Regions from separate parts of the Mus musculus genome. Here all the other regions are linked to region 3. A link is a loop called in an ENCODE intact Hi-C map of the cell type or tissue named here. Cell type or tissue: gastrocnemius. All regions are shown on one strand. Each heading gives the region's core, and the rest is flanking DNA. Links, peaks and the distances in the headings are about the cores only. Region 1 overlaps Mrtfa (myocardin related transcription factor A). Region 2 overlaps Mrtfa (myocardin related transcription factor A). Region 3 has its middle 8.3 kb from the start of 4930483J18Rik.

Region 1 (10,130 bases), core at 1,363-9,362, 120 kb after region 3:
TTTTTTCTCTCTCTTTCTTGTTCCTCCTTCTGAGGGAGCCTGCGTCACTGAGAAATGTTTAACCTCACGGCCTTATGCTAGGGCTGGAAATTTGCCTAAGGGAACTGGAAGCTGGCAGTGTTTTTACTTAAATTCCCCCTTACGGGGTGGGGGTTCTTAGCAGAATCAGCCAAAACAGCTAGATGCCGGGAAACTTTAGTAGCAAGGTTGTTGCCATTAGGTTACTGAAAATATCTGAAAAGTTTTCTAGAGATAAGTATAGGCATTTTGAATTCCCTCTTGGGGGAAAAAAATAACAAAATAAAACAAAACTGTAGTTTCTGCCAGGTATGAAGACAAACTCAGGCAGAGGGCTGGACACGGTGATGCATGCCCACTGGGGAGGCTGAGGCAGGCAGATCTCTGGGAGCTGGAGACTAGCTTAGTCTTTGTGGCAAGTTCTAGGCTAGCCAGAGCCACATAGTGAGACCTCGGTAGAGAAACTTAGATTGTTCTAGAAAGGACACTGGGAAGAGACAGGAGCAGCAAAGGTAGTCAGGGACAAGAAAAGGCAGGACACTCATGTGTGTGTGTGTGTGTGTGTGTAAGGCTTTTTTTCTGTGCACATCTGAAATAAATCACAAATTAGTAGAAAGGTAGTTGTGAGTGTTTCAGCTGTCTGTGTGTGTGTTATTAAAAGCAGACTGACCCGCATGAGAGGGGCTGTCACCAGAGTGAATAGTATAAACCCGCTACCTAGGGAGAGTAGCCACAGACTGGGGCTCTGGTCTGTGGGAAGAATTTAACTTTTTTTAAAATCAACTTTGGAATTATACTACAGTAGATTATAACAGGGATTTTTTTAAAAAAAATAAATCTTTCCAACTCTTACTAGTGTTTTGTATTTACAAACGCACTTCACTGACATAAAGAAGATATTTGCTCACAAGGGCTATTGTGAATGATCTTTGATGCCTCAAAAATGAACTGTCTTGGTAATGGGAAGTTATAAACCATCAGGTTAAATATAACCACCTGTTACATATAACTTTATATCGTTTTGTGTCACAGATGAAAAGTCACACAGACATTTGTCAAGTGCAGTCATAAGCTGGGCAGGCACTGGGCCCTGAAAGAAAGGAACTGTGTAGTTAATTTACAGTGGCTTTGTGACATTGCAGAAAATTGAAGGCAATTACATTGTGCTTAGTATAAGTACAGGTTATCTTGACACCTTGAAGGATATGTGGATTCACCTACCAGTTCTCTGTTTATACTGTTTTCTCCTGTTAGTAGGAGAGATGGCCGACTTAGGGCCGATGGTGATATAGTCATCAGGTTTGTTCTTGTTAGCAAGAACTTAACAACTCTTGATTATATCTTTATTATTCCTATTTATATCTGCTTAACCCTTCTTAGGAATCCCAGCCTCGTTGTACCTCAGGGATTGCTCAGATTCCTAAGGAGTGATTCTAAAAGTCAAGAAATAAACTTCTGCTCCTGTTGGATATATAGGAGCCACTAACTTAACTAACTAAATGCCTACAAGATGCTTAGAAAAGACGAATAGGGAATGAGATTGAGATCTGGAAATGTTGAGGTTAAATTGGAGCTAGACCAGAGAGTAAGCCAAATTTGATAGATAAAAGTCAGAGGAAGGAAAACGAACCTGTGGTGTTAGGATGGGAAGGAAACCCAAAGCAAACATCTGGGAAGCAATAGTCACTGTGTCTGCCCGGGAGTAACATTTCCACCTTGATTAGAATAGGAGGTTTAGGGTGGTTGGAAATTTGGGTTGAATATGTAATTAGTGAGGAGCCTGATACTAAATTAGAATTTGGCCTTGGCCAGATAAGTCTTTTAAGCTCTTGAATAGTTATTTCTTTTATTAATTTTCAGTTGCGATCTGTATTAAAATGGCTGTAGAACTTCAGCAGTCATAAACAATGCAGTAGTAAGCCAGCATCACTCAGAGTTTTGTTTTGTTTTGTTTTTATAAGGGAAAGGTTGAGTTAGTGCATAGTTTTGCCAGCTGAAAGTCCAGAATCAGGAGGCCCATCGGTTTGGCCTTTGGTGAAGGCCCCTTTGGCTGTATGACATCATGGTGGCATGTGGGAGCATATGCTGAAGGGAAAGATCACATGGTGAGACAGGAAGCCACAGTAATTACCTCTTAAGTGCTACGCTTGTGAAAGTCGATGCAAAGGTCACAGATATATAAACTACTTTTTGAAAAAAATGCAAGGAAGGACGTTATTTTAAATAAATCATAACAATAAACATGAAAGTTAAGATGTGTGGCATATGTGAAAGATTCTTAAGAAAGTGACACATTGCTTTTGGAAGGGGGCAGTCTTCAGTGTGCTTCATGGTGCTGGTGTCACACAAAACTACCCATTGCAGTCCTAGCACACCAGGGCTCCTGACAGGTACTGGGGTACAGTAGGGCACCGGCCTGACATGGTGCCTGTTTGTGCACAGTTGAGTTTATCAGTGAAGGCAGGTTAGTAAATGTAGCAGAAAAGGGTCTATCTATGGTAAACTATTTAGACGACTGAGAAAACAGGACCAGAGCTTCCAAACAAATTAGGAATTATTCTGAGATGGCTTTGAGGGGTGTGGTCCAGATCTTTAACCTGTGACCCAAGGGGTTTCTTTTTTATTTGTGGGGGGAAGGCGGGTTTCGAGACAGGGTTTCTCTGTATAGCCCTGGCTGTACTGGAACTCACTCTGTAGACCAGGCTGGCCTCGAACTCAGAAATCTGCCTGCCTCTGCCTCCCGAGTGCTGTGGGATTAAAGGCGTGCGCCACCACGCCCAGCTTCCCAAGGGGTTTCTAACCAGGGAGATATGGAGAGTGATGATTTGGAGAAAAATAGATGAGCTTATTTGAGGAACTGTTAGAACTGGTAATAGTATAACACACACAAGCATAACAGTGTGACACACACAAGTGAAGCTTCCAAAGTGTAGGCGGCCACCTTGTCCTGACCACTTCCTGGTTGCCCCAGGAACTTCTAACCTGTCTCGTTTTCCCCATATGAATCAGATACGACAATGATCATTTTAGGTGTGCTGGTGCACCCCTTTAATCCCAGCACTTGGGAGGCAGAGGCAGGCGAATTTCTGAGTTCGAGGCCAGCCTGGTCTACAGAGTGAGTTCCAGGACAGCCAGGGCTACACAGAGAAACCCTGTCTCGAAAAACCAAAAAAAAAAAAAAAAAAAAAAGATTAGGGCTGAGTTACCAAGGATGTTTTCAGACTGGTGTTTGGCAGACCCCAAGGCTTCAGTATACTTTAGTTTTTACTGCTAGGGCAGTAGTAACTGCAAGGATAAAGTGTGAGAAGACGGTCTGAGACTAAGGCTTAGTGAATGGTACAAGAAGCATTTAAGAGCATTGAGAAGTCGATGCAGGGAATTTCATTTTGGAGTGCTCTGGTTTCAGGGTGGAGGCCAGACTGAAAGGGCTAAAAATGCAGCAGGGAGAGCAGAGAGATGGATGCGAAGTCCATATGAGACATGGTCATTCAAACGTGCTCACTGTGTGCAGGTGTGCTTTCTAAAAGCGTATGTGTCTGTGTATGGGTATGTGCGCATCCATGCAGATGCCATTGGAGGCCAGAGGCAGTTACAGGTGGTTGCAGGCTGCTGAAGTGGGTGCTGGCAACCAAATGCCTGGTCCTTTACCAGAGCAGTGTGCATCCTTAACTGCTGAGCCGCGTCCCCAGCCCTGTGGTGCTTGTGCTTTGTTGATGGTGACATTGAGCACAGACTTAGTAGTCAGTGTTGGCAAGAAAAGTAAAGTCGAGACAGGGAATAGATGGAAAACATCTGTAGGTGATTTAGAAGGACCATCCATCACGGACGGACGGATGGATGGACAGACAGACGGACGGACAAACGGAAGGAAGGCAGGCCCTTTGAGAAAGCACTAATTGAGAAAAGGCTAGAATGAAGGGGAGGGAGTCCTCCGTGGTATGAGCATGCTTAGCATGGCTAAGACGAGAGAAGATTGTACATGTGAATGAGAACATACATGATACAAGCTGGGATCGCCCATCCTGCTCACCTGGCTCATAGTGTGTGTTCTATGAGTGCCTGTTGAAAAGACAGACCAGATAGCAACTGGATCAACAGTGAGTCATGCTCTCTAACAAGCCTGGAATCTGGGAAGGGGAGAGAGACAAGGAAGGCTGGGAGAAGTTGTGGGTAAACTCTCTGACTGTGAGAGCTCAAAGATTGGACACTGGATGGTCTCCATCCAGCTGTGCCTCCCCTGCAGGGGTAACCATGGCAAGTTCCTAACTTGTGTGCCTCAGTTTCTTTTTCAGGAAAAAAAAATGGGGTCAGTAATACCTACCCTCCATAGGACCCCAGCATGGCTTTTGAACTAAAGCATAGTTGACAATTTGGGTTGGATTGTTTGTTTGTTTGATGCATAGTGGGGAGGTGGTATCCTACCTACTACATGTCCTCTGGCTATAACAAGTAAGAATACCCCCAGATATCATAGATCCCCCTCAGAGGCAAAATTGGCCAGGATTAAGAACCATGTGAAGAGTAAGGGTGCTGATGGTGTAAAGCAAACCCAGCAATAACTGGCATGTGTGTTTCTACTAACAGCAACTGAGATCAAGTCACTGTCCTACACTAACTAAATAACACATATATGTTTGTGTGTGTATGTATGCATATAGCCGTGCGTGCATAGCCCTAGGTTCTGTTGTCACTACTGCTACAATTAAATAAGGAGAGATGGAGGGAGGAAGACTGGTGGTGGTGTGAACAGCTGGGCTGGTCTCATACTTATTTGTACTCACTGATACTCTCAACTGCAAGTGGGTTTTGTTTTTGTTTTTGCTTTTTACTAAATTTTGTTTGTTTGTTTGGACGGTGGAGTCTTGTGGGCTTACTATGCCTCACTCAGACTGGTCTTAAAGTCCTGAGCTCAAGAGATCCTTCAGCCAAGTACTGGAACTGTAGGTGTAGTGCCACTGGAGGTTTCTTTAAGGTGGAAGAGTATTAGTAATGGGTTCTTCCTGTAGGAACTGTGGTCTGGGGGCACTTATTATAAGACTGCAGTAACTTCTAGGTAAACTAGCTTTCAACCATCATGTGTCCTAGTCAGAACTCTCCAGCTTTAATAAGCACTTATTAGAGAATAAAGTGATAGTATATTTATTCAACAATATGTAATGGTCATTCTATAGAACAGTCTTCTACTGTGTGTTTGCTGGCAGCTAGTGCATTGAGCTGCCATAGGTCTTTACCTAAGCTATGAAGAGAGGGGCTGGGATTGTTGGTTTTAGAGACATTCTATATAAAACAATAGTTAATAAATGCAACAATCACAATAGGGTAATCGAATAGATGGCTTGAAATCATCCTTTTCGCTCTAGTTGGGAGATTGTTACTGTTAAAATTTTTCTTAAGAAGTTTTTATTTGCTTATCTGTATGAGACAGTGTTGTACTATAAAGCTTTGGTTGGCCTGGAGCTTACTTTGTGGACAAGACTGGTCTGGGATTAAGGATTTGCTGGAGTTGAAGGCATAGGCCCAATTCCTGACCCAAGGAATCTTTAATAGGTGCTATATAAAAAGTAGATTGTGGGGACACATGCCTTTAATCCTAGATGGAGACCAGCTAGGGCTGCGTAGTGAGATCCTGGAAGGACGCTCAAAACAGAAACAAGCAAGCCCCCCAAATCTAACCGCAGGGGCTAGAGGGGTGGCTCAGTAGTTAAGAGCGCTTACTGGTATTGTTCTTGCAGAGGACACAACTTTATTTCCCAGAACATGCACTGGGGGTGGCTTCTAACCCACAACTCCAGTTCTGGGGATGCAGTGCCCTCTTTTGGGCTCTTTAGGCACCTACACACATATCCAGATACCCACATACAGGCATATGTGCATACACATAATTTTTAAATATATTTGCATAATTTCACATAAGTGCTTAAATTTGAAACCTTATTTTCCTTAAAATCTACTGATCTATTAAAGTAGACTTAGGTAGCTAGAGTGCTGACTTTAGCCCCAGTCGTAGTTCATTCTCCTGGAAATGATAGGTTGAGCAGTCTCAGGACAGGGATGGGATCCCTCCTTAGGAGAATAGCACCTCTGTAGGAACCGTCCTTTCACTTTGAGAGTCTATTCTTTGTGTCTCTGGTCAAGTTAGCACCACCTTCTCCTGGGCTTTTGTTGTTACCGAGTAGGGGGATTTTAAACCAGTGAATGAGGTGTCCTTCTGGTGTCTATGAAAGCCATAGCTGCAGCATGGACTCTTTCTTTTAAAGAATTTTTTATTTTATGAGTACACTATGTCTTCAGACACACCAGAAGAGTGCATCAGATTCCATTACAGATGGCTGTTGGCCACCATGTAGTTGCTGGGAATTGAACTCAGGGCCTCTGGAAGAGCAGCCAGTGCTCTTAACCACTGAGCCATCTCTCCAGCCCCCTATTAAACTGTTCTCAAAGGGGATTGTATTTTATGTCTTTCTCATTTTTCCCTTGGTCTCTCTTCCCCCCATTCCAGCCCTTCCCGTTTCTTTCCTCTCCCTCACTCTCCCTCTCCCCTTCCTCTTCCCTCTCCCCTTCCCTTCCTGCATTGTGGGATCTAGCAGACCAGGGCCTTCCACACGCAAGGAGCCAGTTGCTCTCCTACTAACCGCCCCGTCCCCAAGTCAGTGTCTGACTGTGTAGTTCAAGTTGACATTGAATTCACTGTGTAGCCTAGGATGCCTCTTGGCCTGCTCTTCCTAAGAGCAGGGGTTGCGGGCACATGCCAGCATCCTGGAGAGGTTTGTGTACTGACATATGTATTTCAAGATAGTGTATTCCTAGCACTGGGTTTGGTGGGCTGAGGGAAGTCTTTTTTAAGTTCAGAACATGCTATTGTCAGATTGTCTATTGTATTTGGGGGTGGAGCAGAGTCTCATGCAGCGTCATATTAATTTTTTTAAACAAAAATTTTAGAAATACAAGAAAAGAGAGACTTTTTTTAGCTGCCATGACTCTAATCCAGAATGTAGGAGGCCGAGGCAGGAAAGTCACTTCAAGTTCAAGGCCAGCCTGGGCTATGTGATGAAATTCTGCCTTCAAAATGTAATGGTGTCTGTAGTTTGTGGCAACCAGGTATGTACAAGAGTCCCTCCCCATCTTTGCCAGGTGTAGGTATTATACAGTCTCTTAATTTTTTGGCTGTCCTAATGGATGCTAAATCATAACTCATTGTTACTTTATTATCCCTCCATCCAAGAACTCAGGTAGATCTTTAACAAGAAAAAACTTTTGGGGGGGGGGGCAGGGTCTGAGGCAGGGTTTCTCTGTATAGCCCTGGTTGGCCTTGAACTCAGAAATCGTCCTGCCTCTGCCTCCCAAGTGCTGGGATTAAAGGCGTGCGCCACCACTGTCCGATAAGAATAAACTTTTAAGAAGCCTCAGCCTCTTTGGACAGTAGCCATGTCTCTTTAAAGTGCCAGTGAGGCATAGTGCCTTACTTCTTTTCCTTCTGCTATGATAAAATGCTCTGACAAAAGCAATGTAAAGAGGACAGTAGTGGCCCACACTTTTTACTCCCAGCACTCAGGAAACAGAGACAGGCAGATCTCAGTGAGTTCGAGGCCAGCCTGGTCTACAGAGTGAGTCCCAGGACAGCCAGAGCTACACAGAGAAACCCTGTCTCAAAACAACAACAGCAACAACAAAGCAAACAAACAATGCAAAAAAGCAGGGGGCGGGGGAGGAGGCAACATAAGGTAGAAAGGGCTTATCTTATTTTGGCCAACAGTTCACAGGTACAGCCTGTTATGATGAAGAAGTCACAAGAGTGGGAGCCTGAGGCAGCTGGCCACACTGCATTCATAGTCAAGAAGCAGAGAGTAATGGATTCTTATGCTCGCCCCACTTTGTTCTTTCTGTACAGCCCGGGATGTGCCATTCACAGTGGGCAGATCTTCTTACCTCAGCTAATCTCATTGAAATAAAGCATTGGATTCTCTTGGTAGATGGATTATGAAAGAGATGAGTATGACCCATACAGAATTGAATACAGTTTGACATAGTCCACCACAGTCTGGGCCTTATCAGCACCGGGGCTGGTTTAAATTTGGTCTCTTTCCACTTGGCTCTGTGATCCTGCACTGATGGCGAGCACTGTTGCTAGTGAGAGGTTGTTGTCAGTGACTTACGCTGACATCGTAGCAGCTGACTGTGATTTGCCTGTGCTCTAGCAGAGGCATGGTTTTGCCAACTGCAGACAGTTTCTGCGATTGTGTGATGTTTGGAATTCTGGGAACTTTTCAGAGGGTATAAAATGCTATGGCCCTGAGAGGCGAGGTTGGTGGTGGTTGCTTGTTCAGCAGATTGGTCATGGTTTGTTAGTAGTCATACTCAGAAGAAGAAACAAAAAGAAAGAAATTAGATTCAAGGGTCTCTCTCTCTCCCCCCCTCTATTTTTTCTCTCCTATCTAGAGGTGGGGGTTGAAACCTAGGGGTGGAGTGGGGTAGGAGAGGGGGAGATAAAGGGTGGGAAAAAGAAGAACCCACAGAGCAGCTAAGCCTGGTTACAATGCTGTTCTTGCAGGAGACTTGAGTTTGGTTCCCAGCACCCACATGGCAGCTTACAACCATCTATAACTCCAGTTCCAGGAGACCAGACACACCTCCTGGTCTCCATGGGCACCAGGCATGTATGTAGTGCACATACATATATGAGGCAAAAACATTCATGTGCTTAAAATTCAAATAGATCTTTTTTAAAACATGGATGTTGAACACTTGTGCAGATTTCCTCTGCTTCCTAAATTCTTTGTGTTGGAACATGTATCACGTGGTTGATGTCAACTCAAAAGAGGAAGTTAGAAGGGGAACCTTAAGTAGAATCAGCTTGGCCCATAGTCCATTTCCTATTGGACTACTAGCAGGACACCTGAGTCTGAGTAATTTGCAAAGAACAGAAGTTCTTGTAGCTTATAATTCTAGACCTCCAAGAGCATGGTGCTGACTTCTGTTGGCCTGGTAAGGGTTTTGCAGCTACATTACAGTGTGGGTCACTGTGGGAGCAACACCGCCACTCTTCAATACAGTTTCTCAAGGATGGGCTGGAGAGATGGCTCAGCCGTTAAAGGCTAGGCTCACAACCAAAAATATAAGGATGCACGTCTGAGCCCCAGCACTGGGAGACCGAGGCAGAAGATTGCAAAGTTTTGTTTCTTGAGACAAGGTCTCTCTACAAAGCCCTGGTTGTCCTAGAACTCTCTGTGTAGATCAGACTGGCCTCAAAGACACACAGATCTGCCCCTCTGCCCCTCTGCCCGCTGAGTGCTAGGATTGGAGGTGTGAGACCCTCTTCCTGGCTAGAAGAGTGCAGTTTTGAAGCCGACCTGGGCTGCATAGTAAAACCCAGCCCCACAAAACAAGAATGTTCTTCAGTATGTTACCATCTTGAGGCAGGAGTTTTTTAATTGTCATTTGCTTAAGAAATGCTAATTGCTGTGCTGTGTTCTTTCTGCAGACATGCTTATTCAATGGCAGCTAGACATGTTCATTTCCTCCCGACTTTTTGCTCTCAGAAATCTCCATGTGCAGGAAATGGTCTGTACTCTGGCAACACTGCTGCACAGGCCTGTGCTCAGAAGGCTTGCAGAGCCCCGTGCTGCCTCTAAAGTGACTCACTGTTAGAGAAGCAGAGCAAGAAATCCCAGGAGAGAGAGTGATCAGCTCCCTATCTTGGGTGATGGTTTTCTTTAATTTATTAGGTCATTAGATGTAGGAAGATGTTAACAGTTAGAAAACTCTAAAAGAATGTTAAGTTCCAGGCATGATGTCTTTATGGAATTCACTAAAATATTAATTTGGTGATGTTAACTCCTTTTTAATGCCTTGTTCTTTCCCTGTTTTTTCCACCCTATGAACATTTTTGTCTGTGCTGTAGGAGACCATGAGCTGTCGTAATTGTAAAATGTCAAAAATTAAACAAAAGGAACAGTTAATTGAATATTTTTAGTACTGTTAATACAGATTATTGACCGATCGCCTCATTAATTTTACCCTAAACCTATATAAATGTGGTGATGTTCCAGTTTCCAGGTGCAAAAGTGGTTTAGCTGGAGTCAGAACTGAGTGGAGGCACCAGGTGAAAGTCTCAG
Region 2 (10,130 bases), core at 1,084-9,083, 170 kb after region 3:
GGGTGCTACATGCAAATGGGACACAGACCTACATGCAGGGTACACCCATACACATAAAATAAAAATATTTTTAGAAAGAATAAGAACTAAAAGCCTAACAATCACAACTAGGAAAAAAGGCTGAAAGCAGAAGGTGTCCTAATGTGTGATAGTCACAGCTTACAGCTCCTGCCTACAGAGTTGTCAGTGAGCCCAAAGTGTGACCGGAGCCCAACAGCCATTGTCTTTCCCCTTAATGTCAGCATCTGTGGAGAGACCCAGGCCACCCTCACACAGACAGACACAAGGTGGGAGGGTCAGTGGGGACTGAGGGACTAAACTTGGTGGCTAAGAGCTGTCAGTGATGAAGAGCATCCCTAGAACTTCCGGGGGGGTGGGGGGGGGGGAGGCTCTCTAGCCGGGATGCTTCAGTAAATCTTGAACTGGTTCCAGGCGCTGGTTATACCCTTCCTGTTTCAGCTCATGAACAGAGAGCCTTGGAGGTACCTTGAATACAGCTCCTGAGTCTGCCTATAGTGGTTCCATGGTGTATTCTTGAGAAAGTGGAAATCAGAGCTCTTTTACTTGCTTAATTCACACATGTGCTCATTTAAGGCAGCTAGCTTGTCAGAGAGGAAGAAAACAGGTGCTAGCAAGAAGGCCCAGAGTATCAACTGGTTGCAGCCAACTGGTGTGGAGCCCAGTCTCAGACTGAAGCTGTGTGATGAGGAACGCCACAGCTCTTGGCCAGTGTGTCGGGTGGTGTCTGAAACATCTCTACCCTTCCTGCTCTGACAGAGCCGCACACTTGCCTTTGCTCAGAGGGTCACTAGGTCCCTAGGGGGGAGAACGGGTCAAGAGCTGCCCCTTGCCACCAGAAATATGTATTCCTAACACTCTGGTGTCTACATGGGTCATAAGGGCCTTCTCCACACAGAGACTGCCTTCCTGGAGTTCTGAGAACATGAACTTGGGATGAGTAATGTCCTGGACCTTCCCAGCAAAGCTTTAAGACAGCAAGGAGGGAGGGATAGACCCCACGATGAGCGCATCCCTCCTGGCTGGACACTTAGTCTGTGCTTTCTGACTACCAAAGGCCAGGATTTTTAAACCCATCTTAGCTTTTCTCTACCTCCCTGTGTCTAGTCTCCTTGCCATGGAAGGAAGGTCGGTGATTTGGGCTCTCCTGTGCCACTTGATCCTACATCAAGAAAGCCTGGGGCTTTACCTGCATCATCTTACTTCTCCGTCACCAAGTCACACTCTAGTGTGCTTTAACAAAGCTGGCTGGACAAACACAATAGCTGCCCAGCCTCAACCCCAGGGACTCTGACCCCTCCCACGTGGGCCTGGTACATGGTGGCTGGAAGTCCTCACAGGCCTGAAGGAGGAGCGGTTGCCCTCTCCTCCGCCTGCCTGGCAGAAAGGGCGATTGAAAGGGCCACGCCTGTTGTCAGGAAGTAGAATTCAGAATGGCAGAGAGAGAGAGCAACCTTAGCTAGGCTGCCATGGGCCAAAGGACCAACATGCTGCACAGTGTTAGTTGAAGGAAGAAGGGGAGGCGGATGACTGCCTGGGAGGGATCCACCCTCCATGGTCACTGCTGCTCAGCCAGTGTTGGTTTCATCATATAAAACTGGAACGGTCCTTAGGGACCAAGATGTCGTTGTTATAAACGGATAGGACTTTGTCATTGCTATCGTGAGTTCTCCGGGTCATTCCTCACTCTTCTGCCCTCGCCTCATCCATCCTGGCCTGTCTAGTGTACGGCTGCTCCACAGTGAGCAAGCCCTAGTTTTCACGCTACAGTCTTCTGGGTCTGAAAGCCCTGGAGTCTCTCAGATGGGTCTGTAAGTCCTTCTTCTGTGTGCCTGTACCCTTGCTTGTGGCTGTGGTCAAGCCTGCCTTTCCACGTGGCCCACAGTCAGGTCTACATCTAACTAGTACATCTGATTGGTGCAACCTTGACATAACACCCCACCTTCACCCTGCACCAATCGAAGTTCTTTGTTTTTTTGAAGAAGTTGAGAAACTAAGTCAGAGAAGCAGAAAGACCTCTCTTCAGAATAACAGAATTAGGTTGTAACCATTTTCTAGTTTCTAGTTTTTTCTAACTCTTCTGAGCCTATTAAATGGAACATTACCTATCGCAGGCATGTGTGCTCCTGTGTGTGCAGGTACACACGAGAGGACAACCTCATGCATTGGCCTCCCCTTTCACCTGGAGCAGTGGCTCCTAACCCTTCTGATGCTGTGGCCCTTTAATTCAGTTTCTCGTGTTGCAACCCACAGCCATAAAACCATTTCCATTGCTGCTTCATAACTGTAATTTTGCTTCTGTTATGAACTGTTTTGTAAATATTAGGAGACCCCTGTGAAAGAGTTTTCAACATCCCCCAAGGGGGTCAGTTATGACCCACAGGCTGAGAGCCACTCACCTGGAAGCAAGATTACCTCTTGTTTGCCACTGTGCACCAGGCCACCCGGCCTGTGAGCCTCTCCTGTCTCTACCCCCCAGCTCACCATAGGGCACTGCGGTTAGAGAGTGCTCATAGGCCTGCACTCACATGGGTGTTGAAGGCTGGACTTACACATGCGTGGCAAGTGCTCTACTCAACAAGCCTTCTCTGCAGCCCTCCTTAGGTAAAATGCTAAATTAGCTAGCGTGTTCGAATATCTGAGCTAGCAGCTGGGCACGGTGCTACAGCCTGTGACCCCAGCACTTTTGAGCTGAGGCCGAAGATCGTCCTGAGTTTGAATGTAGCTTAGGCCACAAGAATTCATTGAGCATATGTATCAAAAGATGGCCTAGTCGGCCATCACTGCAAAGAGAGGCCCATTGGACTTGCAAACTTTATATGCCCCAGTACAGGGGAACGCCAGGGCCAAAAAGGGGGAGTGGGTGGGTAGGGGATTGGGGGGGTGGGTATGGGGGACCTTTGGGATAGCATTGAAAATGTAAATGAGGAAAATACCTAATTAAAAAAAACTGAAAAAAAAAAAAAGGATAGACAACTGTAAGTCATGTATGCAGCAAAAAAAAAAAAAAAAGAATTCATTGAGACCACATCTGGGAAAACAAAACCAAAAACAACAAACCCAATCTGACCCAATCCCTGCCATATAAGCAAGCATTCAGTGGGTATCATTTTCTGTCTTGCTGGAGTGAGAGATGCCCTTAGGTCAGTGGGTTCAGAATCTGTATCCACCATGGCCCTTTGACCTCTCACCGTCATGCAGTGGTGGCAGCTGTCATTGGTACATAAAGATGAACCACCCCTGTGTCAGGCTGTCTGTGCTGTGAGACATGCTTCCGGAAGCCGGGTTTGTCATTACCCCTGGGGTTGCAAGGATAGGATGTTCAGGTAGCCAGGGCTTAGACAATCATCTGTGTCTGCAGCCAGGCCCAGCCAGCCCGAGAGAATAAGCTAGTGACTTGGCTAAGCCGCGCTTGTGGCAGCAGTGCATCCCATGAGACAGTGGGTGCGTGCTTTTTGGGTTTTGTTCTTATTTATTAGTATGTTGGCAGGGTCTCTCTACATAACCTTGACTATCCTGGAACTCATTGTAGACCAAGCTGCCCTAGAACTCGTAGAGACCCTCCTGCCTCTGCCTCCCGAGTGCTGGGATAAAAGGTGTGCATCACCGCACTCAGCCTGATTCTTTCAAAATAGAGTTGGCTGGGCAGTGGTGGCGCACACCTTTAATTGCAGCACTTGGGAGGCAAAGCCAAGTAGATCTCTGAGTTCAAGGCCAGCCTGGACTACAGAGCTATTCCCAGTGTGGCCATGGCTAAACAGAGAAACCCTGTTTGGAAAAATTAATTAATAAGGGAGAGAAAGGGAGAGGGAGTTTGTGTGTGTAGATGCGTGTACATGCATGTAGATGCCTCAGAAGCTAGTAGCAGGGACATTGGGTCCCCTGAAGCTGGGGTGATCGACTATCACGAGCTGCCTGAAGTAACTGCTGAGCCATCTCTCTAGCCCCAGTGATGGGAGTCTTTGTTCCAGGAGGTGGGCAGAGTCTCAGTCTCCAAAAAAGTAGTCATAAGCTGAATTGTCCCAAGAGTTGTTAGGACCCTGTAATGGGACTCAGATCCTTCAACACAGGAACTTTTCCAGGTTTCTAACTCTGAATCTGAACTCTAGGACCTGACAGTTAACCTGAGGTTTCAAGCTATAGTACAGAGCCCTCTTGCTGACCACATAGAACCCTCTTACAGACACCCGATAGCAGCTTACTGAATGAGTGACTATAGGGCGGCTCTGTTGTGTGAGAGAGAGATGTGGCATACTCCTGTGTTGTGAGAGAGAGAGAGATGTGGCATGCTCTTGTGTTGTGTGAGAGAGAGATGTGGCATGCTCCTGTGTTGTGAGAAGGAGAGAGATGTGGCATGCTCCTGTGTTGTGTGAGAGAGAGAGATGTGGCATGCTCCTGTGTTATGTGAGAGAGAGAGATGTGGCATGCTCCTGTGTTGTGAGAGAGAGAGATGTGGCATGCTCCTGTGTTGTGTGAGAGAGAGAGAGAGAGAGATGTGGCATGCTCCTGTGTTGTGTGAGAGAGATGGGGCATGCTCCTGTGGGCTTGTTGTCCCAGCGTTGTGGGAGGGAGTGGTGCTAGCCTGTCACTCTCAGACCACACTCCTGCTTCCAGGCCCTGAAAGCCAACTTTGGTCCAGTGCATTCTTGCACAGTGGAACCAGGAATGAGGGCGGGCTTCCTTCCCTTGGGGCAGCCTGGGCGGTTCCCTGAATGGGTTCTCTAGCTGTGCAGGTTGAGGAGAGAACCTGTACTGGTTTGTCTTGAGGGTGTCTGCTGAGTCTAGAGCTCCCCCTGCTGTCAGAAAATGGAAGGGCTCACATGGCCTTACCGTTTTCTCTCCTATTATTACTATTTTTAACATTGTCTTTAATCTAAACAAAACTGCTGCCAGGATGGTGAAGCTCCTCTGAGCATGCTCCCAGGAGGCCCACCCCTGGGAATGGAGGGGCGGAAGCACAGAGGCCAGGCAGGATAGGTCCTATCTGTGTCTTGCTACTTTTAGTGGCTCCCACCACAGGCCTGGAAGGTTATCTTTGCACACAGTCTCACACTGTCTGCAGCCTTGGGCAGCAGAACTGAAACCGACCACAGCCTCACATGCTTCTCACCTACTGCCATTGCTCCCTAGCGAAGGGAGCCACACGCCCCCTGTCCTCCCCGGCGTCTTAAGTTGTCATGTGTCGCCTTACAAGAGACTTGGAGTGCTCATGCTGCATTTGCAGAGGAGCTGTGGCCGGGCTTACCATTAGTGACAGAAGCTCAGCAGACCCCAGAATGGGACCCAGCTTTCACGAGGGTCAGCCAACAATGACTGAAATTTTCATAGTTCTCAAAGATAAACCTGAGAGTCATTCTAACCAAGCCGTTAGTCCCGGCTGAGCAAAGATGCTGCCCTGTGAGGGGTCGGGCCTCTGCTTTCACCTCCCTATGTGGCCACTGCAATTTCTAATAAGACAGAAAAAGTGTGGTGGGTGCAGCTCACAGATCTGCCCAAGCCAGGCAGTCATGGAGCTAACTGGTGGGATGGAGAATGGTGTAGCACTGAGCCAAAGGTCAAGAGGTCCTGCTGTCCCCAGGGGTCTCAGAGTGACCAGCCATAAAGACACATGCTTGTTGGGTGCCAGGTGGCATTTCTCGCCTGCAGTGGTAGTGCTGTACATGGAGTGTCACTAGGAGGTGGGTTCTGCTGCTGTTTGGGGTTTTGGTTCTGGGACTGAGCCCAGGGGCTTGCCTGTGCCATGCAGGCACTCCAGCACAGAGCTAGCCTCAGTCTCTAAATGTAATTCTTTTATGGTTCTTTTCTCAACAGCTTTGAAAAGCCCCGCTGCATTTCATGAGCAGAGAAGAAGCCTGGAGCGGGCCAGGGTAAGGCTCCCTCCTCACCCCCACCCCCCACCCCCGACCTGCAGAGTACACCGTCAGCACCAGCCAACTGCGTTTCCTTCCAGTCTAGCACAGCTTTGGGGTCAGCCCTCACCTTGTAGCTCTACTCTAGGTTTCTACTATAAAACCTTGGCCTTTCCTGTTTCTCCCCTCCCCCCCCCAGCCACTCTCCCTGGTAGAATATAGACAGAGTGAGACTCTCTTTTTAGTACCTTGGAGGCCTTGTGAAGGTCACCAGAGCTCCCTCCCCAAACCTGGCCTAAAGACGTCTCATCTTCCCTCCACCGACTCCATTTAGGCTCACGTAGGTGATCTGCACCAGTCCTGCCCATGGCTGCTCCACTCGAGAGCACACTGCCCACAGCCTATGGGCTCCAGGGAACCTCCATCTCCACCTGCCCCAAAGCAGCCAGCATCCACTTCTGCCCTTGTAAAGCAGACCTGGCGTGCAAAAGCCACACTTTCTGCTGAAGCACTGTAGTTGCAGCCTTGTCCCCTCCTTTTCAGTTCCCTCTACTCCCCCCTCCCCAGCAATGTCCTGTGCTTGCTGTGGGTGGAGACGGGGAGGGAGCAGCTTATGGTTCCCCTAGTGCCCCCACTGGACTGCTTTTTTCTCTATAGAAAATCAAGATTAACTCTTAGGGAGTAGGAAGAGCGGAAATCAGGGTGGGAAACTGAGAAACAGAAGCAGTAACAAACCATTTGCTTGCTTACTTCCATTTGCTTGGAGACAGAGAAGGCCCAGCGGGGAGTAAGGTCAGCATTTGCAGCCAGGCAGATTAGCTCCGAGTACAGTGGGCCCTGGTTAGACACCACTGTCTTACTGAGCATAGCTGTGTGTGTGTGTGTGTGTGTGTGTGTGTGTGTGTGTGTGTGAGGGTGTGAGGTTGAGCTCATTTTGTATTTATCCACACAGGAACCCTCACAAGTTAGATGCAGCTGTCCTTGGTTTTTGGTTTGGTTTGGTTTTTGAGACAAGGTTTCTCTGTGTAGCCCTGGCTGTCCTGGAACTCACTCTTTAGACCAGGCTGGCCTCCAACTCAGAGATCCGCCTGCCTCCTGAGTGTTAGGATTAAAGGCGTGTGCTCCACTCACCTCCTGGTGTACACCATGGTTTCTAGATGCAGCAGAAGCTAGCTAATCTGTCCAGCTAGAAAGCAGTAAAGCTGGAACTCAAACCTAGGTCTGTGGAGCCCAGACTTATTACATTTCGTGTGTGTGTGTGTGTGTGTGTGTGTGTGTGTGTGTGTGTGCGCGCGCGCGCGCACTCGAGATCAGAAAACAACTTACAAGAGTTCTCTCCTGGGCTGGTGAGATGGCTCAGTGGGTAAGAGCACCCGACTGCTCTTCCAAAGGTCTGGAGTTCAAATCCCAGCAACCACATGGTGGCTCACAACCATCCGTAACGAGATCTGACGCCCTCTTCTGGTGTGTCTGAAGACAGCTACAGTGTACTTATATATAATAAATAAATAAATCTTTTAAAAAAAAAAAAAAAAAAAAAAAAAAGAGTTCTCTCCTTTCATCATGCAGGTCCTGGGGATCACACTAAAGTCCATTTCAGCAACCATGTATATGTATATATGTATATAACCATATATATGTTTGGTTATATATGCAAAATAATTTTATTTCCTCACATGCGGTAAATATATTCATCTAACAAGTGCATATCTTGCACATCTGTTCACAGATGATGTCAAAATTACAATACTGGGCTTAATAGTTAAGCATGCACTGAACTGTCTTAATTAGATATGAAAAGTGAGTGTATTGGACTGGTCGCAGCATAGCTTGCCTTACTCAGTGATAGCAATGAGAAAAGTTGTTAGTTCTGCATCTGAGTAAGAGCGTGGCCTGCGCGTGTGCGGCGGGAAAGCTCCGCATGCGATCCCAGTCATGCCACAGCTCCCCACGTCTGTGACTCCAGTTCAGACAGCATCTCGGGAGACGCATCCCTGGTGGCTGCGGCCCAGGTCCCACAGGAGCTCTTGGATGCAGCTTTGGGTGACCATCAGCTGCTTGTGTTTTCCAGCCCCAGCAGTGCCTGCCTTCAGTGGCATCAGCTAAAAGTCCTTTCTTTACCTTCTGCACCAGGAGCAGACTGGTTCTCCTTAGTAGCTTGTGGGTAGCCAGGCCCGAGCCAGTGGACATCCCTGGAAGATTGACTGTTTGTTATAAAAGCCATGACTCAGACCCATTGAGACGAGAGGTGTATTTGAATGGGAGTAGCCTCTCTGGTGGGTTCTCCCAGCACCTGCCCTCTGCTCGCTACAGATGGGCTGATGTACCCAGACCCCGCAGCTGCTTTCTGCATCTTTAGGCTCAGGCCACAGGGTCCTGGGGCCACAGCCAGCAGCATGAGAACCAGGCTGATCTCTGCTGTAAATGATGTGCCACAGTAACTTCTTTCCGACCCTGGCCCATCCTGTCCTCTCCTTTCGTAGGCCGTTGCAGAGGCGAGGAGCCTCAGAATTAGCCTTCAGCGGCGGGGGCTCGGTGCTGCTGAGGGAGTGGTGTAGTTCTCCCAGCATCTGATGAATGCAGAAATGAGGACATGGGACTTTAAGGAACTAGAGCTCTGACACCATGTATCAAAATTAGTATTGCATTTGGCAGTCATTCAGACTGAATTGAAAAGACTCTTGAGATCACGCAATGCGAGGTTTTTGAAACAGGACATAAAATTGCATCCACAGTGATTACTCCTCTGCAGAACCAAACTCCATGAAAGAAGGGCTGGAGACAGCAGACTCACTGCTCTGCTGACATGAAATAGGTGACTGTCTTGTTTTCTGATTTTAAGTAGTGTAAGTATTAAGTTTTAAATACATACAGCGGTGGCCTGAGAGATGCAGCTGCAAGCTGATGTGTACTTTGATATCCGCCTTGCCTCAGGACCCTGCAGTCACCAAGCTGCTGAGGTGGACAGTGGCAGCCACTACAGCCAAATCATGTTTTGTGGTCCTGTCCACTCATAAGCTTCTGTCCCAGCCTTGAGAGTTTCTTGGTGCGCTTTTCCACAGACCGAGGACTATTTGAAACGGAAGATCCGTTCCCGGCCCGAGAGAGCAGAGCTGGTCAGGATGCACATTCTGGAAGGTGTGTGAGTTGTACCTCCCCGCTGCACGTGCATTGTAGTTCTGTGCCCTCCCACTCTCTGCTCTTGTCCATCTTCTGCTAGCAGAGCCAACTGTTGGCTTTACAGTCAGACACGTGTGTGGCTGTTACTGTCTTACGGGAGTTCGTGAGAAGCCTGGGTTGCCATGACCCTTTTTTTTTTTTTGGTTTTTTTTTTTTTTTTTTTTTTTTGGTTTTTCAAGACAGGGTTTCTCTGTGTAGCCCTGGCTGTCCTGGAACTCACTTTGTAGACCAGGCTGGCCTTGAACTCAGAGATCCACCTGCCTCTGCCTCCCGAGTGCTGGGATTAAAGGCATGCGCCACCACGCCCGGCCTAACATGACCCTTCTGGGTCCACCACCCACTGGGATAGCATGGTCATGGTCTCTATCTGCTGGGATGGAGCCCCTTTCTCTCCCAAACACTGCAGTTTGTTTGGGTTTCACTTGCTCACTCACTCCCCCACTGGTATTACCTAAGCACCTATGATGGCAGCCATACTCACCCAGCTATACTTTTCGTTCCTGTGGTTAGCTATAGGATTCATTTTCTATAGTGTTTGAAAGGAGAAGTTGGGCTCCAGAGAGTACCACGTATGTGCCTATTTTAGTTTGCTTAGTTTGGGGGTCATTGGGAGCCTCAAGGAGACCTTCTCAAGTCAGAACCCCACATTTTGCCACTGAAGCCACCGAGAGCCAGGACAAAGAACAGTTTGCCTTGGTGGCCCAGGTCTGAGTGGAGCAGAGCAGTTCTTGCTCTGGTGTTGTGGCTGTGCAGCCCCGCCTCAGAAGCTGTTCAGGTCAAGCCCGGCTAGAATTGCCCAGCGACCCTGGAAGCCAGGCTACACTCCTGCCTGGGCGTGGTTCCCACTCTGCTCCTGTCAGCTCCTGTGGCTCTAAGGGCCCTAGGCCAGGAATCTGGGACCTTTCCTCCCATCTCTCTGAACCCCCTTCTTTTCCATGTAGAGACCTCGGCTGAGCCTTCGCTCCAGGCCAAGCAGCTGAAGCTGAAGAGAGCCAGGCTGGCTGATGACCTCAATGAAAAGATTGCACAGAGGCCTGGCCCCATGGAGCTGGTGGAGAAGAATATCCTGCCTGTGGAGTCCAG
Region 3 (10,130 bases), core at 930-8,929:
AGCTCACTAACCTCAGGGACTACCCCTTGGCAGGTGGTCTTTAGTTCTATAAGCAAGCAGGCTGAGCAAGCCGTGGGGAGCAAGCCAGTAAGCAGCATCCCTCCATGGCCTCTGCTTCAGTTTCTGCCTCCAGGTTCCTGCCCTGACTTCCCTGTATGATGGACTACAGAGGCTATAAGCTGAAACAAATCCTTCCCTCTGGTTGTGATGTTTATCACAGCAATAGACCCTAACTAAGACTGTAGACCTTGTAACTCGGCATCAAGTAGATCACAGATGTGTCCTGCCACAGCTGCCCAGTCTCACTTGTGTGGTTGCAATTTGTTCATTTTTACTGCCTGCATGACGACATCACAGGAGATAAATCCTTCATCCAACCAAGGCATACTAATGATGATTTCCATGTACGGCCGACCCAGAGCCCATGGGGACATTCTTGGGTATATGTGTATCTCTGTCAAGGATCTGCCAGCTGGGTCACAAGGAAGGTAGATTTCCAGCGTTGAAATTTTACCATCTCTCTAGCCTTCTCATTCTCTCTCTCTCTCTCTCTCTCTCTCTCTCTCTCTCTCTCTCATCGAGTCAAGAAGTATTGGAGGGGGGTTGTGTTGCCATTTAATTTGGATTTCCTTTTCATAGGTTTGGTTTTGAATAGTGTTGAGTTTGGGTTTGGGTTGTTTGGTTTGGTGTTAGGGGTTAAACATAGAGCCCTCGTGCATGCTGAGTAAATGTTTTACCATGAGACTACACTCCTGGGCCCTGTCTCTCACAGTTACAGCCACTCCAGTGAGAACGCAAGCTTTAAATAGGTCACACTCACCTCTACTGTGATCCCACTATCAGTTTTTCTAAGGTTTGAGTTGTTTATTTTATTTTATTTATTTATTTACTTATTTATTTATTTATTTATTTATTTATTTATTTATTTATTTATTTATTTTTGAGGCAGAGTCTCCCATGAAGCTTTATAGCTTTGAACTTGCAACATGGCTGACCACCGGCTTTAGCCTCCTGATCCTTCTGCCTCCACCTTCAAACACTGGGGCTATACTCAGTCTGACTGTAAATTTGCATTTTTCTGATGACCCTGGAGCTGAAGTACATTTTCACGTGTTTTTGGTGACTGTCTTAGTTGGGGTTTCTATTATTGTGAAGAGACACCATGACCATGGCAACTCTTTTTTTTGTTGTTTGTTTGTTTTTGTTTGTTGTTGTTGTTTTGAGACAGGGTTTCTCTGTATAGCTCTGGCTGTCCTGGAACTCACTTTGTAGACCAGGCTGGCCTCGAACTCAGAAATCCGCCTGCCTCTGCCTCCCAAGTGAGAGGGGATTAAAGGCATGCGCCACCACGCCTGGCTTCATGGCAACTACTGTAAAGGAAAACATTTAATTGGGACTGGCTTACAGGTTCAGAGGCTTAGTCCATTATGGTCATGGCGGGAATTATGGCAGTGTGCAGGCAGACGTGTGCTGGAGGAGGGGCTGAGAGTTCTACATCTTGATGCAAAGACAACAAAGGTAAAACTGAGGCACTAAGCAGGCTTGAGCTTCTGAGACCTCAAAGCCCACCCACTTCAATAAGGCCACACCCACTCCAGCAAGGCCACACCTCCCAATAGTGCCACTCCCTGTGAGCCAATGGGGGCCATTTTATTTTCAAACCACCATAGTGACCTAGATATCTCTTTTTGGTAATGTGTTCCAATGTTCTATCCATTTAAGAAAAGTTGGAATGTTTAATGAGTTTTTAAAAAAAAATTGGCCGGGCAGTTGTGGCGCACGCCTTTAATCCCAGCACTTGGGAGGCAGAGGCAGGCGGATTTCTGGCCAGCCTGGTCTACAGAGTGAGTTCCAGGACAGCCAGGGCTATACAGAGAAACTCTGTCTCGAAAAAAAACAAAACCAAAAACAACAAAAACAAATGGAGGTGGCGGTGCTGCCATGGGGATGGCTCAGCATGTAAAGCTTGTATTTGAGTCTAGTGACCTGAGTTCCATCCCTAAGATTCACATGGTAGAGAGAGAGAGCTGACCCCTGCAAGTTGTCTTTGACCTCTATATGTGTGCCATTGAGCGCGCGCGCGCGCACACACACACACACACACACACACACACACAGACACACACATTAATTAATTAATTAATTAATTAATTAATTAAACCAACCTACAAACCCTCAATGACATTTTTGGGGCCAACGAGATGGCTCACTGAGTAGAGGTGCTTGCAGGCAAGCCTGATGATGTCATTTTCATTTCTGGGATCCACATGGTGGATGGGGAGAACTGATTCTTGCAAGTTGACCTATGGCCTCTCACCATGCAGTATGTACCAAGTGTCTCCTCAACACAATCATCTTTGAAACACAATAAAAGATTTTCTCAAAAGCTCTTTGTGAGTCCTTTACTGGGCAGTTGATTCTCAGATGGCCTTTCCTAGGCTGTGGCCTGTCTTTTCTTTCCAGTGCGGAGATGGATCCCAAGGCGTCAAAGCATGCTGGACAATTGTTGTGGTACCAAGCATGGCCTCCAGCCCTGCTTTTGACATCACCTCTAAGAAATCCTTTCCTAATGAAGGTCACAAATATTCTCTTCTAGAAATTTTGTAGTTTAGGTTTTGGTTTTGTCCCCTCCCACACACACCCTTTTTGTTCTTTTCACTTTCTTTTTTTTATAGTTGTGGCCATCCTTGATGTTGTTTGTTTGTTAAGACAGAATTTCTTGGGGCTAAGAGCACTGGCTGCTCTTCCAGAGGTCCTGAGTTCAATTCCTAGCAACCACGTGGTGGCTCACAACCATCTGTAATGGGATCTGATGCCCTCTTCTGGTGTGTCTGAAGACAGCTACAGTGTTCTCATATAAATAAAATAAATAAATGAATAAATCTTTAAAAAAAACCAAAAACCAAAAATAGTATTTTGTGTCGTGGATGTTTGCATTAATTTTGGCTTGCTGAAGTGTTGCAGTGAAATCTTATGAGTTTTGATGACTGCGCTGTTTCAGCGTGTGCTTTAACTGTGGCCCTGAGTCTCCCTGCCTTGCACTACTGCAGCTTGGGCAGATTTCATTTAAGAGAAGAAAACCAACCAACCATCCACAACTGTGGCTGTATAGATGGCTCAAGGAGTAAGAGGACTTGCTGAGGGTGGACCAGGGTTTGAATCCCCAGCGTCTGGGTTTTAAAACAAATCTGGATGTGACCAATTGTGCTTGTGACGCCTATATGCTATGTAGGGGAGCAGAGACAGGTGGATTGCTGCAACTTGCAGTCCATCATCAGCCTAGCTCCAGTGAGATGGGATAAAGTGGAGGGTGATAGAGCAGGACACAGGGGTCCTCCTCTGATCTACACATGCACACTCACACACACACACTCTTACACTCACACACACACACTCACACATACACTCTCACACACATATACTCACACATACACTCTCATACACTCACACAGTCACACACACTCACACATACACACACAGACACACAGTCACACACACTCTCACACATATACCCTCACACACATATACTCACACATACACTCTCATACACTCACAGTCACACACTCACAATACACTCTCACACTCAGAAATACACATAAATACTCACACATACACTCTCACACATACACCCACACACACTCACACATACACTCTCACACACATATACTTACAGATACACTCTCATAAACATTCACACACACTCATACATTTACACACTCATACATTTATACACATACACACACACACTCACACCGACATACACACACACTCACACAGAAATGCACTCATAAATACACTCATACACACTCACACAAACACACTCTCACACACACTGACATTCACTCACCCACACACACTCTCACACACACATATACACACATACTCTCTCTCTCTCTCTCTCACACACACACACACACACACACACACACACACACACACTTTCTCTCATACATACACACACTCACACATACATACACTCATACACAAAATCCTGTTAATGTTCAGTTTAGTTTATTTATTTTTCAACAGTGTTCCCTTATTTAACTGGCTGGAAGTCATGCTATAAATCAGTTTGCCTTGAACTACTGCAACCCTCCTGCTTAAGTCTCCAAGTGCTGCGATTTCATGCCTGAGCCGAAACATGCAACTTTCATGTTTGTCTTTACTTTAGCTTTTCTTGGCTGTTGTTTCTACCTCTTTTGAAAGGACTAAAATGTTAATAATTTTAAAAAGATGTGGGCCCATGTGGTGGTGGTGGTGACACACAACTTTAGTCCCGGCACTTAGGAGGCAGAGTTAGGCATCTCTCTCTCTGTGAGTTCAAGGCCAGCCTGGTCTGCAAAGTGAGTTTCAGGACACCCAACCAAGGTTACACAGAGAAACCCTGTCTTGAAAAACAAAACAAACCAAGCAAAAAAAAAAAAAACCCAAACCCACAAAATTCTAAAAAGATGTTGTGATCATAACCACCAGGGGGCGCCAAAGAACATCTTTTAAAGTAGATCTCTGTAGATCTCTGTAGTTAAGCGTTCCTCCAGCAAAGACTCTTCCAGTTTGGATTCCTTCACTCTTCAGACGAAAACTCATCCATTTTGTGACTCTCTGGAGGCTTGGCTCAAAATACACAGATCAATGTAAGAATATGTTTTAGGACAGAAGGCTTATCTAGCTTGCATGATCTCTACCCTGGTTGAGCAAGCAAAACGGAAACAGAAACAAAAATATCAGCATAGAAAACAAAAACAAAACCACCCTACATCTGTGTTCTTTCCTGAAGTCCCCAAAGAGAGCCAAGCAAGGGACTGGTGGCAGAGTTCTGATTCCTAGAACCAGGGTTAAAAAACACTGTGTGCCCTTGGGAGATGGAGATACTGCTTGTGATGATAAAATAGACTCCAACATTTGTGCGTTTGCCTGGCTCATGTAATTCAAGTGTGCAAAGTATCTTGTAGATGATACTTTGAAATTTGTCCTGTCTTGGATCTTTATTTTGTCCCTGCAAACTGGGACACTTGGTCACCTTACTTGTTTGACCCTCTGCGTTTTCTTATCTGTGAGATGGAGGTAAGACTGAAAAATGGCGTTGGGGACACAGAGAGACTCATGGGTGCTGAGTAAGATATAGATCCCAGGCTAGGCATGGTAGCACATACCTTTAACTCTAGCATTCAGGAGGCAGAGGCAGGTGGGTCTCTATGAGTTCAAGTCAGCCTGGTCTATATAGTGAGCTCTAGGACAGCCAAGGCTACACAGAGAAACTCTGTTTTGAAAATGAAAGTAAAATAAAATAATAAAAAGTGTTTGAAACCTACGGTATTTCTTGATAACAACAGGAGTCTAGTTGTGTGTTTTTGTTTGTTTGCTGTTTTGTCATTGTTGTTTTGAAATTTCTGTGTAACCCTGGCTGTCCTGGAACTTACATTGTAGACCAGGCTGTTCTCGAACTCAGAGATCTGCCTCCTGAGTGCTCGGATTAAAGTGTGCACCACCATTCCTGACTCCAAAAACATTATAAATAGAGCCTTGTTGTGTTGTTATTGTTCATTTAGTTAAAGGATTTTTTTAAATTATGTGTAAATGTGTATGTGCACTTGGGTGCAACGCCTGTGGAGTCCAGAAGAGGGCGTCAGGAGGTTGTGGGCTGCCTGACAGTGTGGCTGAGGCCCTAACTCAGCTCTGCAAAAGCTGTGTGTTCTCCAGCCCCTGTTGTTTGTTTTGAGACAGGGTCTCATTATATAGTCCTGGCTGGCCTAAAATTCACCATGCAGACCAGGCTGCTCTCAAACTTGCAGCAATCCTCCAGCCTCAGCCTCCCGAGTGCTGGGATTAAAGGCCTGTGCCACCACGCCCAGCTGTTTTTGTTGTTTGAAACATGATCTCCTGTAGCCCAATCTAATAATTAGCTGAGGATAGCCTCAAGCTCCTGATCCTCTCGTGTCACCTCACACAGGCCACACAGCAGGCAAAAACTCTTTTTAATTGACACACTATAATTGTATATATTTATGGTTTACAGTGTGATATGCCATCTCAGATATACAATGTGCAATGCTTAAATCCAGCCAACTGGGTTATGTATTCATCTGTCTGTCTATCCATCCATCCATCCGTCGTCCATCCATCACTTTGCGTTAAGAACATTCAAAGCCCTTTCTATCCGTTACTCTGAATCATTCGATTCATTGTTGCCAGCTACAGTTTCCCTACTGTGCTATTATGGGAATACTAAAAAGTGATTGCCACTTCTCAAGGATGATTTCAGAGCAAGAGAAAGGGTTTGTAGATCATAGGGGGAAAATATGTCTTGGAATATAAATCAGTGGCAGAACTCCTACTTGCTTAGCAATGTCTGAATTTGATCCCCTACAAGTGAAAAAAAAAAAACAAAACCAAAACAATAAAAAGGCCATTAAGCTATAGCCTCGGCTCCCCAAATCCATTTCACAGTCTTTCCAATCCAGCCATCAGACTATTGCCTGGGTGTGGTGGCTGTGATAGCACCCACGATCCCAGGACTCAGGACACAGATGCAGGCTGAGTGCCGTGAGTTCAAGTCTGGCCTGGGCTTGCAGAATGATACCCTGTCTAAAAAAGCAGAAGCACAGTCAACAACAACACATTACACACACACACAAACACACACACACACACAAACACACACAGAGAGAGAGAGAGAGAGAGAGAGAGAGAGAGAGAGCGAGAGAGAGCAAAGCTTTACCAGGTAACTCTTATCTTAGTTTGGCTCCCACCCTCAGGAGCACACAACACTTCACTTTAGCACTCTTTACTTTTGACATCAGGACCTCAAACAAGCATTGGAGCTCTTATCTCTCCCAAAGCAAAGCAGATATCTCCCTCAGACCTGCCCTGTGTTTACAGAGCGCTCGGAGCTAAATGCCCCACCTCAGTGCTGTCTATCAAACAAACCTGCCAGTGGCTTTTCTGGACCTCACCAGATTCAAGCTCTCATCCGCATCACGTTCACAGCATGGCCGCTGCACGTTGTCTGTAGAGCCTGTTTGTAACGATGGCAAAATTTTTTTTTTAACGCAGGATCTCATGACGTAGCCCTGGTGGGCCTGGAACTCACTATGTAGACCAGGTTTACCTGCAACCTGGAGTGATAGATCCTCCTGCCTCTGCCTCCTGAGTGTTGGAATTAAAGGCATACATTATCTACCTTGCCCGGACTATTTTATCTTTAAATATTTCCTTTATCTCTCTCTTTGCAGCCAATAAATACTTGCCAAATTGTATGCAGGATTCTAATCTCTGGTTTTGCTAGTGTTTAGCTTTGTGATTTTGGGCAAGGAATGTATGCACCTTCACTCAGCCTCAGTTTCCTTATCTCGAGTATGGGGATCATAACTGCAGTAGACTATCACCAGGGTAAACCTCATCATGCCCTTAAGGACTTAGTTATCACCGAGCACTGCCGAGTGAGAGCTATATAGTGTCAGAGAAAACCAAGGTTAAAGAAATACCTGAGGGCTTCCTGGAGGCAGTGGGATGAGTGTTGGGATTTGAACCCAAGGGGAGGAGGGGACTTTGCAGGCATCAGGACCTACCTGAATGAGAGGGAAGCCACAGAAAGGCAAAGTGTGTGCGGAGGACAGCTAAGTCAAGACCTAGAGAATAGCCTTGGGGGAATTACCCAGGAAGAGAGACAGAGAAGAAAGGAGAAGTGGGTGTGTTTTCTAGGCATATGGAGCCCAGGTTGGATGTGTGGGATCCGTGTCCAACAGTCTGTCAAGATGTCCTGTCACTGGCTTTGTCTTTCAGAAGTCAGAAGTGGTGAGATGATCGTATGGAAAAAGCAGGTTGCTGCGCACCCTGCATCTCAGGAGGCAGAGGCTGGTGGATCTCTGTGAGGTTCAGGTCAGCCCGGTCTACAGAGGGAGTTCCAGGCCAGCCAGGGTTAGACAGTGTCTTAGAAAGACAGAAAAAAATGATACTTGTATGCTGGTTATTAACAGGCTAAATTTAAAGTCTTACATTTGTATTGAAGAATTCATCACAGGGACCATGATCGGAGGCCCAAAATTGGATGGCTTGTCTATGAGGCCACAGAGTACTGAGACAGCACCCCCCCCCACACACACACACCTTCAAAGAGTTGAGAAAAATGTAAGAGAAAACCAGGCATGGTGGTGTGTGCCTATAATTTCAGTACTCAAGATGGACCAGGAGGATTAGGAGTTCAAGGTCATCATTGGTTACACAGTGACATCGAGGTTAGCCTGGGCTACATGAGACCACATCTCAGTCTCCTCTCCCAAAAAGAAAGAGTGAATTTAGACTAGTTTGTAGAGAGAGAACTAGAAGGAGGTGGAGTGGAAAGAACTGCTTTTCAGGTTAGTTTGAGCCAAAGGATCAGTATAGTCACCCAGTTTGTTGACAGATATGTAAAGGTATAGCTTGCAATAACAGTTGAGACCAGTCATCTAGGAGGGCCATGTCCTCACTGTCTCCTGGCCACACCCCGTTATTTCACTCATTACATTTGTCAATGGTAGAAAGCCCAGCTCTGGAGGGGCAGCTGGCATCGTCTCACATCACCTCAGCCCAGCACATTCATTCCCCACGCAGCTGCCAGGGATGCTCCCCTGCTAAGGGGTTTCCCCTGCTGCCCCCAAATTCCCAACTCCTCCCAAATTCCTCAGTTAAAGAGAGCTGCCTCAGGGATCATCACTCCCTCAAGGCCCTCAGCCAGTGACTGAGACACTGAGACACAAAAAGTTTCCTGTGTTGCAGACCGTTGGAGCTCTCCCCCTGAGGATTGGGGCCAAGACAAGCTCAAGCTAGGGCTTGCTGGGTTCGTTCCCTTCCCCTGTGTTGTTCAACTTCCTCTTCAGCCTTTTTGTTCTCCCTCAATCAATTCTGATTACAAGCTCTCTCTTCCATGGCTCTCTCTCTCTGTGTCTCCTGTGTCTCTCTGTCTCTGTCTGTCTCTGTCTCTGTCTCTGTCTCTCTCTCTCTCTCGTGTGTGTGTGTGTGTGTGTGTGTGTGTGTGTGTGTGTTAACTTGGGGATGTGAGTATACAAGGCAAGTGCTCTACCAATGAGTTCTATCCCAGTCCCTCTGTCTGCTTTGATGTTGCTTTATGTTGCCTGGGATTCTTGCTGATAATTCCCTCTACAGCTCAGGAGGCCTGGCCTGTGTCGCAGCAAAGAGAACATTTCCATTCCATTTGGTGAACAGACGTCTCAGGACTCATTCTGATTGGACTCTCTTGGGTCATATGACTTTTCTAACCGTGCGGCTGCTGCTGGTTGGTGGTGGTAGTGGTACTGCTGCCATTGGTGATGGTGGTGGTGCTGATGGTGATGGTGGTAGTCATGTAGTTGTTGTTGGTTACAAGAGTGGTGGTGGTGGTTGTAGCAATAAACACTGCAGTGGTTGGTCGTTCTTGCAATGTGAGTGATGGAGCCGTACCTATGACAGCAGAGGGACAGAGGGTAAGGAAGAGAGTTTGAGAGAGAGAAACAGAGACATAGAGAGAGAGAGAGACAGACAGACAGACAGACAGACAGACAGACAGAGAGACAGAGTCAGAGAATGCTTGCTAGAAGAACAAAAATGATATATCGCCAGGAGGTGTGGTGGTGCATGCCTTTAATCCCAGCACTTGGGAGGCAGAGGCAGGCGGATTTCTGAGTTTGAGGCCAGCCTGGTCTACAAAGTGAGTTCCATGACAGCCAGGGCTATACAGAGAAACCCTGTCTCGAAAAACAAACAAACTGGGCTGGAGATATGGCTCAGCGGTTAAGAGCACTGACTGCTCTTCTGAAGGTCCTGAGTTCAAATCCCAGCAACCACATGGTGGCTCACAACCATCTATAACAAGATCTGGTGCCCTCTTCTGGGGTGTCTGAAGACAGCTACAGTGTACTTTCATAAAATAAATAAATAAATAAATAAATAAATAAATAAATCTTTAAAAAAAAAGAAAAACAAACAAACAAACAAAACCAACAACAACAAAAATTATATGTCTCCCAAAGATCCTGACAAAATGAAGAATGCCCACTTCAAGTCAGTTGGCCATATAGGAACTGCTATCTAAGAGACAATAACAAGAAAAGGGATGGTACCCCCATTGCTTTGGGGATGGAACTGGGAAGAGGGAA

Evidence for each region. Hi-C counts contacts between places; a loop is a spot of excess contacts. Peaks named below come from ENCODE experiments on the same cell type or tissue, not always from the same donor. Only the 100,000 strongest peaks of a DNase experiment are listed, where the experiment ranks them.
Region 1: a loop joins it to region 3, with 5 times the contacts of the local background. A loop is called at or near these places in 36 of 42 quality-filtered maps.
Region 2: it touches region 3 in a loop (8-fold over the local background); 18 of 42 quality-filtered maps call a loop at or near these places.

What each region holds. Positions count from the first base shown.
Region 1 is chr15:81,073,433-81,083,562 of GRCm38, reverse strand. The region is part of intron 2 of Mrtfa (myocardin related transcription factor A); the gene reads left to right. Among named protein-coding and RNA genes, the nearest start is that of Sgsm3, 100 kb to the right of the region's middle. In gastrocnemius, for the core only: a CTCF peak has its summit at 5,821 (motif pointing left); no DNase peak of the experiment used is centred there; H3K27ac peaks cover 176 bases.
Region 2 is chr15:81,022,417-81,032,546 of GRCm38, reverse strand. Mrtfa (myocardin related transcription factor A) reads left to right here. Exons shown (of 14, transcript NM_001082536.2): 4 at 5,830-5,885; 5 at 8,930-9,005; 6 at 9,989-10,130. Among named protein-coding and RNA genes, the nearest start is that of Sgsm3, 50 kb to the right of the region's middle. In gastrocnemius, for the core only: no CTCF peak of the experiment used is centred there; a DNase peak (open chromatin) is centred at 4,807; H3K4me3 peaks cover 484 bases; H3K27ac peaks cover 4,700 bases.
Region 3 is chr15:81,194,136-81,204,265 of GRCm38, reverse strand. No RefSeq gene overlaps it. Among named protein-coding and RNA genes, the nearest start is that of 4930483J18Rik, 8.3 kb to the right of the region's middle. In gastrocnemius, for the core only: CTCF peaks have their summits at 4,463 (motif pointing right) and 5,602 (motif pointing right); a DNase peak (open chromatin) is centred at 4,470; H3K4me3 peaks cover 474 bases; H3K27ac peaks cover 574 bases.